3 separate regions of the Mus musculus genome follow, and all the other regions are linked to region 1. Evidence: chromatin contacts called from ENCODE POLR2A ChIA-PET data. All regions are on one chromosome and are shown on one strand. Each heading gives the region's core, a stretch centred on a gene start or an enhancer-like site at or near the end of the contact. The rest is flanking DNA. Distances are from core to core; before and after follow the strand shown.

Evidence for each region. ChIA-PET counts read pairs that join two places held with the same protein, here RNA polymerase II (POLR2A).
Region 2: POLR2A ChIA-PET joins it to region 1 with 14 read pairs in Patski. The contact joins the promoter of Zfp740 here to the promoter of Sp1 in region 1. POLR2A ChIA-PET finds 5 or more read pairs at or near these places in 4 of 5 experiments (Patski and embryonic stem cell).
Region 3: POLR2A ChIA-PET joins it to region 1 with 17 read pairs in embryonic stem cell. The contact joins the enhancer-like site here to the promoter of Sp1 in region 1. POLR2A ChIA-PET finds 5 or more read pairs at or near these places in 4 of 5 experiments (Patski and embryonic stem cell).

Annotation. Positions count from the first base shown.
Region 1 is chr15:102,404,510-102,409,026 of GRCm38, forward strand. It overlaps Sp1 (trans-acting transcription factor 1), which reads left to right and starts at 1,807. Exons shown (of 6, transcript NM_013672.2): 1 at 1,807-1,913; 2 at 3,263-3,423; 3 at 3,707-4,517. The coding sequence starts at 1,907.
Region 2 is chr15:102,201,224-102,205,740 of GRCm38, forward strand. It overlaps Zfp740 (zinc finger protein 740), which reads left to right and starts at 2,422. Exons shown (of 8, transcript NM_001289691.1): 1 at 2,422-2,579; 2 at 3,348-3,863; 3 at 4,006-4,082. Csad (cysteine sulfinic acid decarboxylase) reads right to left here and starts at 3,829. Exons shown (of 18, transcript NM_001359126.1): 1 at 2,916-3,829; 2 at 1,914-2,037; 3 at 1,221-1,351.
Region 3 is chr15:102,246,879-102,251,395 of GRCm38, forward strand. All of the region lies in intron 3 of Rarg (retinoic acid receptor, gamma), which reads right to left. Among named protein-coding and RNA genes, the nearest start is that of Rarg, 8.4 kb to the right of the region's middle. Within about 2 kb of position 2,694, at least 3 of the 3 ENCODE cell types and tissues checked have a DNase peak (open chromatin) inside an H3K27ac peak, as active enhancers do.

The sequences.
Region 1 (4,517 bases), core at 557-3,056:
TTTGGTTTTTCGAGACAGGGTTTCTCTGTGTAGCCCTGGCTGTCCTGGCGCTCACTTTGTAGACCAGGCTGGCCTCGAACTCAGAAATCCAATCTGCCTGCCTCTGCTTTCCATTGCCCGGGTGAATATTTTTCTTAACGTCTTAATTTTCGTTGTTGTTTTGAAACATTGTTGGTCTGCACAGCCCTAGCTGTCCTGAAACTCAGTATGTAGATCAGGTTGGCATCAAACTTAGAAGAGATCCTCCTGCCTCTGCCTCCAGAGTTGGGTCCTAAAAGTGTGTACTACCATGCCTTACATTGAGTTTGTCATAATCAGTGCTAAATGCCTATTTAACTGGGACAACCAGGTATCTCAGCTGTCACTTCACATTTCCAAGGCCATCTCCAAAGGAGCAGAGAGCCTCGGTTCCTATCTTTAAAGTGTTTCCCTTTTTTTACAGGAGCATCCAGCCCGTAAAGTAGGACACATTAAGTGATTAACTGTATTAGTTCCAAGTACTAAACGTGGTGACACCAGTCAGTGACAAAGTTTAAATGAGGAGAAAGAAGGCGAAATGGAGGCCAGAGATTGAGGTGCCTAAGGCAAAATCTTTAACCTTTGTGATTGCAAAAGGAAGTAACTAGGTTAGCGTGCTTTCTACTAAGAGGGAAAATGGAAGTAGTTTATGAGAGCTTGGCTTCACGAAGTTCCCCAGCGTGCGTTACTCTGAAAGCTGAGTTGGTTTAGCAGGTCTGGGGCAGCTTAAGAAAATGGCGCTTGCTACATCTTCCCGAAAGACTTCCATATTGGTCAGCTCAGTCGACTTGGGTTTTCGCGTGCCGTCACCAAGCTGTCGTCCCGCCCGCCGCCGCAGGGCTTCCACCCACGGCCAGGGGGAGCCGCCCGCCCATCCCGGCAGGGGTGACATTCGAGGGGTGCTGTGTAGGAGCGGGGAAGGGACAACCCGAACAGTCTCGGGCGACGCGACACTCTCGCCCTCACGCGTCTCGACTCTGACACTTGTGGAGGGCTCCACTCAAGCGCACACCCTAACGAGGGAAGGAAGCCTCCCGAGGAGGGCCAACATGGCGACCAACTCCTTTTGGCACAGCCCGGTTCCCTCCTCAGGATGGGCGGCCCTGTAACGACCATTGGCCAAAGCTAGAGGCGGTGCCATGCTGCCTTCGCTGCCTCATTGGCTTGAGTATCGGAGGAGGAAGCCTGTTCTCCTCTCCCCATTCCAAGTTCCAGCCTCCACCTTCTCCTCGGCGCGTAATTGGCTGTTCGTTCACGTCAATACGCGTCCTGTTCCGGCTCTTTTCAGTTATCGTCCAATCAGAACTTTCTTAACTGCCCGCCTGAATTCTGATTGGTTTAGGAAGCTTGCTCCTATCCCATTCCGGCCTATTTCTTACTCTTCCCCCTACACGGACTTTGCCCAGGCATGCCCAGGATTCTGGTTGGTCGTTGTCCTGTCTTTCTTACTTAAGCTCTTCCTATCCCTACCGCTCACGGAGCCCGCCTGGAGGTTGACTGGTTTCTCTGCAAGTCCATCGTCATCTCATCCCGCCCACCACCACTTCCTGAGTTTCTAATTGGTTGCTAAAACTGAGAGGGCGGCCTTTCTGGGCGGAAACCAAGTACGCAACTTGCTCTTACACGCCTCAGCGAGAGAGCGAGTCCTACCATTGGGTAGGCAGCCCGCCTTTCCTCTGCAAGGCCCTCCTTTCACCCTCCCTCATTGGGCGGGGCAGTAGATAAGGGGCGGGGATTAGGCCGGGCTTGTGGTGCGCTGCTCCCTCCTCCTTACCCCCCCCTCCCTGTCCGGTCCGGGTTCGCTTGCCTCGTCAGCGTCCGCGTTTTTCCCGGCCCCCCCCAACCCCCCCGTACAGGACCCCCTTGAGCTCGCCCCTCAGCTGCCACCATGAGCGGTAAGGATGAGTCCACTCCGAGCCTAGGGGTGGGAGGGGAGTGAGGGGGCGCGCGCGAGGACCGACCGGGCGGTCCCCGCTGTGAGGGGGGGCGGGCGGGAGGCGGCGGCGGCGGCCTTGGTCCCGCCCGGGGCGGAGGGAAGGGAGGGAGAAGGGGCAGTGGCGGGGCCTCGGAGGAGGAGGGGGATGGGCTACCCGCCCCGGGGGAGGGGGCAGCGTGGCCTCGCCCGCCCCCTGCCCGCCCCGGCCACGAGGGACGGGCCTTACCCCCCACTACCCGGCCGGCCGCCTGAGGCTCCTCCCGTCGGGGGCTGGCGCCGCGGGGGCGGCCCGACCAGTGCAGGCCCCGCCTGGGCCAACCGCCTCCCCGGTCCGCCCGCCCTCCGGTCGCAGCCTGCCCCGGGCCCTCCCCCGCACCCCCGTAAATTTCCCTTCCCCCATCCGACCCGCCCTTGCCACGCCTCTATCCCCGAAACCGCCCCTTCCTTCTTTGGACCGCCTCCTCAGCCCCAAACCTGGGTTCTAATCCCTAGACCCTTACCTGTCCTCTCAGATGTTTCCTCACCTTCTCTTAGGATTTACTCTTTCTCAGTCCCTTCCTGTTATTGTTTACACTAGATCTTTCTTCATCTCTTATAGTCCTAATTTTAGCACACTTTCCATCCACCCACATGTTGGGTCTCCTTTTCCTTCCAGGATGCATTTTTTTTTTTTTTCTTTTTTGAGATAGGTTCTATGTGGTATTCGTAGTAACTCGAAGTTACTATTGCAGCCCTCAGACTTTTAGCTGTCTAGGTGCCTCTTCCTCTTGAGTGCTGGGATTAAGAGTGCTATCAACCCTAAGGAGCAACTCTTTATTTCTGAGACACTGAAATTCCAAATTCCCTTTCTCAAAAGGGCTATTTGTATTGGGATCAGTTCTTACTCTGTAGGCCTGGAAGACCTAGAACTGGTGAACCACCTGGCTCATCCTTCCAAGTCTTGGGATTATAGGTGTGAGTCACCATGCCTAGCTTCCAAAGCAATTTTTGAGTCATTTCTGGGGTTAATTTGTGCATAGGAAAATAGTGGCCTGTCTTGGGCACCATTAAGCTATGTGTCTATGGCTTTGGCATCCCAATTTACTATGTAGCTGAGGATTTCTTTGAACTTTTGCCTCCACTTCCAAATTCTGGGATTTTAGGCTTACCACCATATTTAGACCTATCTGGCTAAGATCTTTTTAAAAACTGTTCTGTCAGTCATTGCTGACGGTCAAATCCTTAATTTTAAATCTTATGTTGTTTTTAACACACCCCCCCCTACACACACACATACACTTAATTTATTTCTTTTGTAATTATTTTTAGACCAAGATCACTCCATGGATGAAGTGACAGCTGTGGTGAAGATTGAAAAAGATGTTGGTGGCAATAATGGGGGTAGCGGCAATGGTGGCGGTGCCGCCTTTTCTCAGACTCGAAGCAGCAGCACAGGCAGTAGCAGCAGCAGTGGTGGCGGAGGAGGGCAGGTGAGTGATCAAGGATGGGGAATGTGTTGAAAGGGTATAAATATTCTTAGAAACTTCCTTAACCAAAAATTCTGGGAAGAAAAATACAGTAGGGAAGTACACTCAGAAAGATAGGTGATCTAGAGGGTCCCCAGATACGAAAGTTGGAACAGTATACAGAAAGTGAGCATTTTGTTTCTGGTTTTTGCTCTATATTCCTGCATTGTTGCTGTTTTGTCTGTTGAATACTGCCCCCTAGGCCAGCTATTGGGTGCCACTAACTCCTTTCCTCTCTTCTGGCCAGGAATCCCAGCCATCTCCTTTGGCTCTGCTGGCAGCAACCTGCAGCAGAATTGAGTCACCCAATGAGAACAGCAACAACTCCCAGGGTCCGAGTCAGTCAGGGGGCACAGGTGAACTTGACCTCACAGCCGCACAACTTTCACAGGGTGCCAATGGCTGGCAGATCATCTCTTCCTCCTCTGGGGCTACCCCTACCTCAAAGGAACAGAGTGGCAACAGTACCAATGGCAGCGAGTCTTCCAAGAACCGCACAGTCTCTGGTGGGCAGTATGTTGTGGCTGCTACCCCCAACTTACAGAACCAGCAAGTTCTGACAGGTCTCCCTGGAGTAATGCCTAATATTCAGTATCAAGTAATCCCACAGTTCCAGACTGTTGATGGGCAGCAGCTGCAGTTTGCTGCCACTGGGGCCCAAGTGCAGCAGGATGGTTCTGGTCAAATACAGATCATACCAGGTGCAAACCAACAGATCATCCCAAATAGAGGAAGTGGGGGCAACATTATTGCTGCTATGCCAAATCTACTCCAGCAGGCTGTCCCCCTTCAAGGCCTTGCTAATAATGTGCTCTCAGGACAGACTCAGTATGTGACCAATGTACCAGTGGCCCTGAATGGGAACATCACCTTGCTACCTGTCAACAGCGTTTCTGCAGCTACCCTGACTCCCAGCTCTCAGGCAGGCACTATCAGCAGCTCTGGATCCCAGGAGAGCAGCTCACAGCCTGTCACCTCAGGGACTGCCATCAGTTCTGCCAGCTTGGTGTCATCACAAGCTAGTTCCAGCTCCTTTTTTACCAATGCCAATAGTTATT
Region 2 (4,517 bases), core at 1,172-3,671, 200 kb before region 1:
AGAACACTCAGGGGCTGGGGCTGGAGAAATGGCTCAGCGGTTAAGAGCACTGGCTGCTCTTCCAGAGGTCCTGAGTTTAATTCCCAGCAACCACATAGTGGCTCACCATCTGTAATGGGATCCAATGCCTTCTTCTTGTGTGTCTGAAGACAGTGATGGTGTAACTCATATACATAAAATAACGAAATCTTAAAAAAAAAAAAAACAACTCAGTAGCTGACAGCTTGTCTAACATGAGCCAGACCATGAATTCCAACAAGTCCCACTATCAAAAATATAACAACAGGGACTAGAGAGCTGGCTCAGCAGTTGAGAGCACTGGCTGCTCTTCCAAAGGACCTAGGTTCAATTCCCAGCACCCTTGTGGTGGCTCATATTGTTACTTCAGGTGGCCCATAAGCATCAGTAACTCCATTCTAAGTATATTCCACACCCTTGCCTGGCCTCTAAGGGTACCAGGCACTCAAGTGTTACACAGACATACACGTAAGCAACACATGCATACACACATAAAAACAAAAAATTTAAATATCTAGTAATAAGAAACAATAACAAGAGTGATTATCTTCAAGAGCTTGGCTAGAAGAAAAAATTATGTAGTTTTGTATTCTATAGACTGGCAATGGATTAGGTGGTTCTTTGTTTTCTAAAGATTGTGGGGGCTGGAGAGATGGCTCAGTGGTTCAAATCCCAGCAACCACATGGTGGCTCACAACCATCCGTAATGAGATCTGACTTCCTCTTCTGGAGTGTCCAAAGACAGCTAGAGTATACTTACATATGATAAATAAATAAATCTTTAAAATAAATAAACAAACAAACAAATAAATAAATAAAGTTTGTGTATCTCTAGCTGGTAGAACTTGCTATGTATACCAGGTTGGCCTTAAACTCACAGGGATTGGCCTGCTCTGCCTTTCAGGTGCTGGGATTAAAGATATTTGTCACACTCCCCTGCTTTTTTTTTTTGTTTTTTGTTTTGTTTTTTTATTTTTCCAAGACAGGGTTTCTCTGTGTAGCCCTGGCTGTCCTGGAACTCACTCTGTAGACCAGGCTGGCCTCGAACTCAGAAATCCACCTGCCTCTGCCTCCCAAGTGCTGGGATTAAAGGTGTGTGCCAACAACACCCGGCTACACTCCCTTGCTTAAGCTAATGTTTAAAACTGTATGATTGTTTCTGATGTGACTCTGTCCATGCAAGTTCAAGAGCCTGTACACACCTGGACTGCTTATTCCTTTAGAAGCAAGGTCTCTTCCCCAACCTGGGGCTCTAATTTTCTCAGTTAAGGTGGAATCCAGCAAGTCCAGGGGATTCTCCAGTCTCCACCTTTGTCAGAGCAGGCTTGTTAACCTGGAAAACAGAATCCAAACTCTGGTCCTAGTTTCCCAGCAAGCACTCTTAACAGCTGGGTCATCTCTTCAGGTCCCTACATTTGTTTTAAAAACATTCCTGGTGACATGTCTCTCCATTTTATGTCAGTTTCAGAATGACCCTAAGGGAAATGGAACTTACTTTAGTGGTGTAAAAGGTACAGGACTGTGGTTAGGAATCCATATGCTTTTTGGATAGTGTCTTACTGTCACTTAAACTCACCAGACAGCAGTTAGAATAGAAACTGGGACTTAAGTGGAATTCACGTTTCCTTCTGCCAAGTGTGCACTTAGAATAGTCCTATCTTTTAGCAGAACTCCTCTCTAATGCTACAAGTGGGGCGCTAGTATTCGAGGATAGGCTCAAATTTCCAAAGGGGGCCTGGCCCAGAGGACAACACGCACTTCCAAATCTCCAACAAGACTAGTCCACTGAAGGGAAAAAAGGCCTTTTCTTGAAAGGAAGCCTAGTTTGGCTAGGTCAAGACTGCGGGGCCGGAGCACGTTTGCCTTGGCTATTGAGGGAACTCACTGAGACTCACATGCAGATTGTGGTTTAGTGTGTACCGCAGGACTGCGCAACGGCTCAACTCTCCTCCCAGCTGACCTCAGTCTGCAGGTCTGCACCCCACAGCAGCAGGCACCGGAAAAACAGACCTCACCAAGCTTTAAAAAAAAGATCAGAGGTACGAACTGTCCCGGCTTCTACCTGGGGCGTCAGGAGAGAGACGGAGATTCTGCAAGAATCAACCAGCGCACCTAGCGAACCTTCTCAAAGAACACTCAGTACCTAAAGGTTCCCTAAAGGTTCCAGGCGAGCCTGGGAGCTGCCCTCAGTGAAGATGGCGGCCGGGGCGCTCGCGCGCCACGGCGCAGGCGCCGCCCTTCGCACCACCCTCCTCCGGTCCTCCGGGCCGTCCCCCTCCCGCTCGCCAGCTGCAGCTCTCCGCGCGTCCCCAGCCTCACCCCTTTTCGGAGGGCCCCCCCTCCTGTCCCGGCTCCGGAGCCCGGAAGTGGATGTGGCCGCTTGGCAAAGAGGGGGAGGGGGACGGAGAAGTGCTTCCGGGGAAACGGGCCCCGGGTTGGTGTTTGTAAACTTGCCTCGGTCCCGACGCGGGGAGCGGCGGCCGCGGGCTTGGCACGGGGTGCCTGGGGCCTGGAGGGGGCGCCGCGCGGCGGAGGAGACGGCGGGAGGCCGCGCCAGGCAGGTAGGCGCGCGCCGCGGGGAGGCAGCGTCGAGCGGGCGGGCGAGCGGGCGGACAGCAGCTCGCAGGCCGTGGGGCGCCGCGCGCGAGGGGGGAGGGGAGCGCGGCGGAGGAGGGGCGCGCGGCGGAGGGAGGGGGCGCGAGGGGAGGGCCGCCGCCGCCCCGCCCCCCACCGCCCCGCCGGGAGAGGGGGCCTTGCCCGGGAAGGGGGGGGGAAGCGCGGGCGCGAGCACGCAGGTCGCGCGCGGCTCGGCGCTCCCGGGGCTGCGCGCTGCGGCTGCCTGCAGAGCGCGCGCACACACGCCCGCCCTCCGCCTCCGCGGCGGCGAATTTACGAACCTTCGGGCGGACTCCGAGCGACGCTCACGTGCGGGCACTGCCAGCCACCCCGGCGCTCGGCGGAGGCCTCCCGAGCTTCCTTCCAACACAGTTCTGCCCTCGTCTGTGGAGTGCCAGCTTTGCAGGCCGGCCCACTCCGCACAAAAGCCCCAAAGGGCCTCCGCCCCCTTCTTCCGTTCCTAAGATGGCAAATCCCAGCTCTTACTCTCTTGGCAGATCCTCTCTATAGGAGGCCCAACTTACTTTTGCTCCCGTTGGCTGCTCTTTCGGCCCAGGAGGCCAGTTTCTTCTACTGACCTAGAAAGAAAGCTCTCGACTCATGTCCTCCTTTTGAGCTTCAGAACGCCCAGCAAAATAAGTTGAGGGAGCTTCGATCGTTGTTTGGCCTGAAGATGTTACACCTAAGGGCCTCATCTCCCTTTCTGGTTTCAGGTTTCTGGAACAGACCTAGAGCTTCACCAAGAGAATTCAACTTGGAAACCAAGACTGGTAGACTCTCGTTTCTTCCGACAAGAGGCAGAAGTCAGAGAGAGACTGCGGATTCTTGGGACACCTGTTTTCCTTTTGGAGGACACCGAGTTCTTTGAGAAGACAGTTCAATATGGCAAAGGAACTGAAAGAACGGGGAGGAGCCGTTACTGTGATTTGGTGACGGTTCTTCAGACAACCAGTGTCTTAAGGAAAACTGGGACAGAGAACTTCTGAACTTTTTGGGTTCGTTAAGTGAGAAGTCAGCATGGCTCAGGTAAAAAGCTCTCGAGTCCTCCTTCAAGACCGTTCACTGGGAAGCCTCTTTGCAGTGTCACCCTTGAATTCTGCCTTAGCCAACAGTATTGACCATCCCCAGTGAGCCGAGCTCTGTATTAAGCGCCAGGGGGAGATCTAGAGGAAGGAAAGGAGACAGGCCACAGCCCCTGCCTTCAGGGAGCTTCCAGTCAAATGAAGGAGGTAGGCTATATATCACGTCACAGGCACTGATGGGCCATTGGCAAAGCACCTTGTACCCGGTGTACTTTTGGTACGTGAAGTACTCGGGCATAAGGGAGTGTATAGTCTGGTGAATGCTTCATTTGTTTTTTTTTCCCAACAGGAATTTTATTGAGCTCCTGTTACATGCACGGCATTGTGTTTGGAATACAAAGATGAATAAGATTGCCCTTGTCCCCAGTAAGCTCCCAGGCTAGTTGGGGGGAGGGGGAGGGATGACGGCAAGACAGTCTGTTATTTATTATTTTTATATTCACGGTGCCCTGCGTGATAGCTGGCTGGTACTAGAGACTCTGAATCAGTTGACTAAAGGAGTTCTCAGTGATAGAAGGATTGTGACTGCGTGGTGGTACCTCTGCCTGGATGGGGGGGGGGGGGGGGAAGGAAGCCTGCAGGTAGCATAGGATTTTGCTAGAGAAGTCAACAGAGAAGGGCACTCAGACAGAGGGAGGGGCTTAGAGGGATGGGACACCACTGGATGGTTTGGTGGGTAGTTAAGGAGCAAAGGATTACAAATGGGGGATCATTAGATGGGGTTAGGTAACGAAGGATGGGGGGTTACTTCCTAGAGAAGTCAGTGGAATGTGGTCCAAGGGCTTTTTGTGCTTTTCCTAA
Region 3 (4,517 bases), core at 1,444-3,943, 160 kb before region 1:
CTTCCCCCTCCCTTCAACCCTTTCTTCGGCGTACAAGTCAACACAAGCAAGGGTGTTAAGAATGGCCGTGTAGATGGGGAGCCTTGAGATGCCTTGCGCTACGCAGCTCTCCAGACCCGTAGGACCTGCGTTACCTCCACCCCCCTCATTCCCAGGCCCGACTCCTCCTTCTTCCTTCGAGTGCGCGCGCGCGCACGCGCTTCAGAGCTGAATACTACATTCCTGCGGCTCACTGCGCGCTGCCGCCTCCTTCCTTCCCGATCTTCCCACCCCCGGTCCAAGGGCCAGAGCGCGCTCCCGCGGTGAACTCTCCGGGAACCCCCCTCGGGGCGGGTGGCCGGGCGCGCTCACCTCCTCCTGACCCGGCCCCGCCCCACCCCGCCCTGGCCGTCGCCAGCTCCGCAGCGGAGTCCCCCCCCCCCCGCCCCCTCCAGCGCAGCGGAGTCTACCCCTCCTAGCTCCGGCTATCCTTCCTCTACCGAGGGCTGGGCCGCCTCCCTCAAAGTCCCCAAAGCTCTATCCCGCGACTGACACTCCCAAAGTGCCTCGGGTAACCTCCCTCATTGCCCTCTCCCAGAACCTGACTTCAGTTTTAGAGCACAAACTGCCCCCTAAACTGTCCCTACAGTCCCAAACTTGCGACTCAGACGAAACTGATCCCTCCCAATGACAACTGCCCCCACCCCGAGTTTCCACTGTGCTAAGGGCTTCCCCCGCCCCTTCGCAGTAACTGCCCTGCTGGTCATTCACGGCTCAGGGTCACTTATACCCCACCATAGGAAATAGCTGCCCCTCCCTCAGTGCCACCTCCAGTGCCCCCCTGGGCGCTCGAGGGAGGGGGTTGGCCACGTCAGAAGTTTGCCCTTGCCTGGCCGCGTCGAATCGGGGACCCTGGCCCCGGGACAACGCCAGTGGCGGCGACTCCCGGAAACCGCCCCCTCCCCCGCGCCCCGCCCGCCGGCCGCCCGACCGCCCGGCGGGCCGGCCCAGCCGGCTCTGTCAGCGCTGCTCACACGGGGAGCGCCCGGGAGCGGGAGCGGCGCCCGGCCCGACCCCTTCCCCCGCCCGGCGGCTGTGGCTGAGCCAGGGTGGGGCGCACTTTTCTAAGAATCTGCTGTACCGAGTCGGGGTCGCACTGGGGTGCTGAGAGAGTGGGGCGCCTGTTGGAAGAATAAAAAGCAGGAAGGGGTGCCAGAGTAGGCAAAGAAGGCGGGAACGGGGGAGGGGAACGGGAGGCTGCCAGGGACTCAGGGGGCAGGGCTGAAGAGGAGGGCCTAAAATGCGGATGGCGATGGTGGGCTGGGGTGGACTGGCAAACTGGGAGCTTGCAGCAGGCACGAAGACAAGATCTTTCCAACCTAATGTGAACTTTCCCATAATGTCCAACACTCCATTTCTGAATCCAACCGTACCCACACCCCCCCCCAAAAAAAAAAAACAGAAAAAAATAAAGTCCGGGACTAAGTATCTGAATTGGAATAGAACCAGTAGGCAAAAAAAGTAGAAAATGAAGAGTACCCCCCCACACAAAAAAAAGCAACATGAAAAAAGAGTCTTGACGAGTCAACTTCAGGCTTGTAAGTTCCCCTTCCCCCTCCGAAATCTGAAAGGTCCCAATTAAGTCAGGCCTGCCTGGTTGGTAATTAGAACCAGAAGTGGCCAGGCCACAGGGAGGGGGTTGGGAGAAGGGCACAAAAGTGTGGGGGGGGGGGCTCCAGGAAGCCATGAGTTCTCAAAAGCCCCCCTTTCTCTCCACCAGATGCACCCCAGTCTTCATCACCCCATCTGTGTGTACTTTGCGAGCATTACTGGGAAAAGGTACTAAGGTATCAGACCAGTCTATGCCATCAGTCCCAGCCCTTGCTCAAGACACAGTATAGCCTTGACTAGAAAGCAAAATGGGGGGAATCTAGTGCCCCTCTTTTCCCCAAAGCACCCCCCAACCCTTATTGCAGCAATTAGACCCATTAGCCTCTAGCATTTCATGGGAACCAGATGTTCCCCACCAGCCTTGGTGGGGGCATGAAGGGGGGGCTGGTGCCTGACTCACCCCCTTCCCTATGATCCCCACCACCAGGGTGCACCCCCCTCCCAGCTAGATCCTGGAAAAGCTATGGTCCCGGGGGAAAGAATGTGCCCCTCCCCCACTGAGAAGGCCAACAGCACTGAGGCTTCTAGCCTGGTCACCCCTCAGAGCTCTACCAGTTCCTGGCAAAAAAAAAAAAAAAAAAAATGTGAGTTTGGCCTGGACTGGGTTGGGGGAGCGGGACAGCGAAGTCCTCTCTCTCTCTCTCTCTCTCTCTCTCTCTCTCTCTCTCTCTCTCGGTCTTGCTACCTTTTCGTGAGGTTTGAGGATCACACACTTGGAGTTCTCCCTGCTTAATAACCCTCCCTTTCTTCCAAAAATCTCACTCTAAAAACTGAAGAGGTATTTCAAACCAAAGTCGGCCCCGCCCAAAAGGGTAAGTCCTAAAGGGATAGGTCCCACCTGAGGAGCTCTGGGAGGGGTCTTTCGAAGACAAGAAGAGGGGGTGGCAGAGGGAGGTGTGAAAGAGAGGGTGAGGCCCAAGGCGAGGACGTGAGGCACTCTTGGCAGGGTGGGGGCTGGGACAGGGTAGGGGGCCAGGAGAGGGGGGGTGCCGCCTGGGCCCCAGCAGCGGCAGCAAGCTCGGCTCCCCCCGCCGGAGAGGTTTCCTGTTGCAATCAAAGCCCCGTTTGTGTCGGCCTGGGGCTGGAGTTGGAGCCGGAGGAGGAGGAGAGACTGGGAGGGGAGGAGAAAGAGGCAGCCACTGGGGTTTTTTTCCTGGAGGAGACTTCGCTGCCGCCTGCTTGCCTGCCACCCTCATCTGCCATGACTTTCTTTCCTTACTTTTTTCCCTTGTGCCTCCTGGCCCCTCTCTGGGTCTGCACCTGTATAGCTGCCCCTCTGGACTAGGTCTGGGCATCTCCAGCTTCAACCCTTTTCTCCTTGTGCCAGTCTGCTCTCAGTGTCCCTGCCCCACAGACACTGGCCCCACCACCATGGCGACTATTACCGCCACAATACTTGAAGGACAAACTGGGCCAGGTCTTCAAGACCACAGGATCCTTTCTCTGCTGGTACACTCTGCCCCTGTAATCTGGAAAAGCAAATAGACTACACATCAGTGTTCGTGAGAGATACACGGAGGTCCAGACACTTGGCCTTTCATTCGCAGGCCTGTATGCACGCATGCATGCATACACACGGGTGCGCGTGCACTCCCTCCGTTTTTCATGCACACAGGTCTATGCTTGCCTAGCTCGGCAGCTCAGGCTCCCCTCTCCTCTCCCCTCCTCCATGACAGGGTTCTATGATGCCTGCCTCACCCACTGAGGCCCCAGGAGAGCCCCAAGAGGTGGAGCAAGATTTCTTCTCACCAAGGATATCCCCAAGGTGCCAGGGGCTGACTCTTCAATCCAAAATCCAGCCCCCAAGGAGAAGCTTCAGGCCCCTCCTTAAACCATCCCTTCTTATCCTGAGAAAGAAAGAGGGTGGTACACTGAATATGAGAGATAGAGGCTCCTTGCAGTGTAGGTGAGTATGGGTGTGTCGTCATCAGATTTATGGCTCTGATCCACCCCTCCCATTTATGATTAGATGGCTACATCCAAAAAGGGACAGCGGATCAAAGCAAAGGAGAGATGTCACTCTCTCATCCTCTGGTCCATTACTCTCCCACCAAGAGAGGGTCCCTAAACTCCAGGATTCCTTCTTCCCTTCAGCTGGACGCCCCACCCCAAGCACACTGTCTGGACCCAGGCCTTCTCCTCCTCCCTACCCCACCTGCTACCTCTCTGCCTGGGCCTGTCCCTCCATGCTAGCCCGCCACACCCTCCTCAGCTGCCTTCCCTGGTGTTGGTGCTCTCCTTCAGGGTGACCTTTGAGGATGGGGCTCAGCCTGCTGCTTTTGATACCGTGACCTCACTTTGAACCCTGACCTCCATCTCCCTGTATCTAGGATACAAAGAACACAAGGAGACTTTCACTGGGTACCAGCCATGTCTCTTAGCGTCCTTCCTACCACCAGCTTTTCCCATCTTCCTTTCTGACTTCAGCTCCTTTAAGTCACCTCCCATAGAACCTGGGGAAATCAAGTCGGAAGACTCTATGATTAGGCTGTGTGGTTCTCTGCAAGGAATACGTTTCACGGGAGTTAAGGCTTATTCCCACTGCCTGGTGTCAGGCAGGTTCACAGAATGACACTCAGAGAGTCCAGCTGAAGTTTCCAAACACACACCCTGCACACCACACTGTAACCTCCGTTGTATTACAGCCACACAAGTAGCCCCTACATTCTTGATATTCAACCCTCCTGATTCTTCACAGTTTTTGTTGCATACACTGGAGTTCTGTGCAGAAGCAGTCTTCGAGATGCTGTGTACGCATACACTACAAGTGGACTGGGAGACAAACACACACACTCCAGATAAAGTCACCCCTATATACGAAGCACACCAGTGTCCCCACTTTGCCTTAAAGGCCCTCCTTCTCTTTG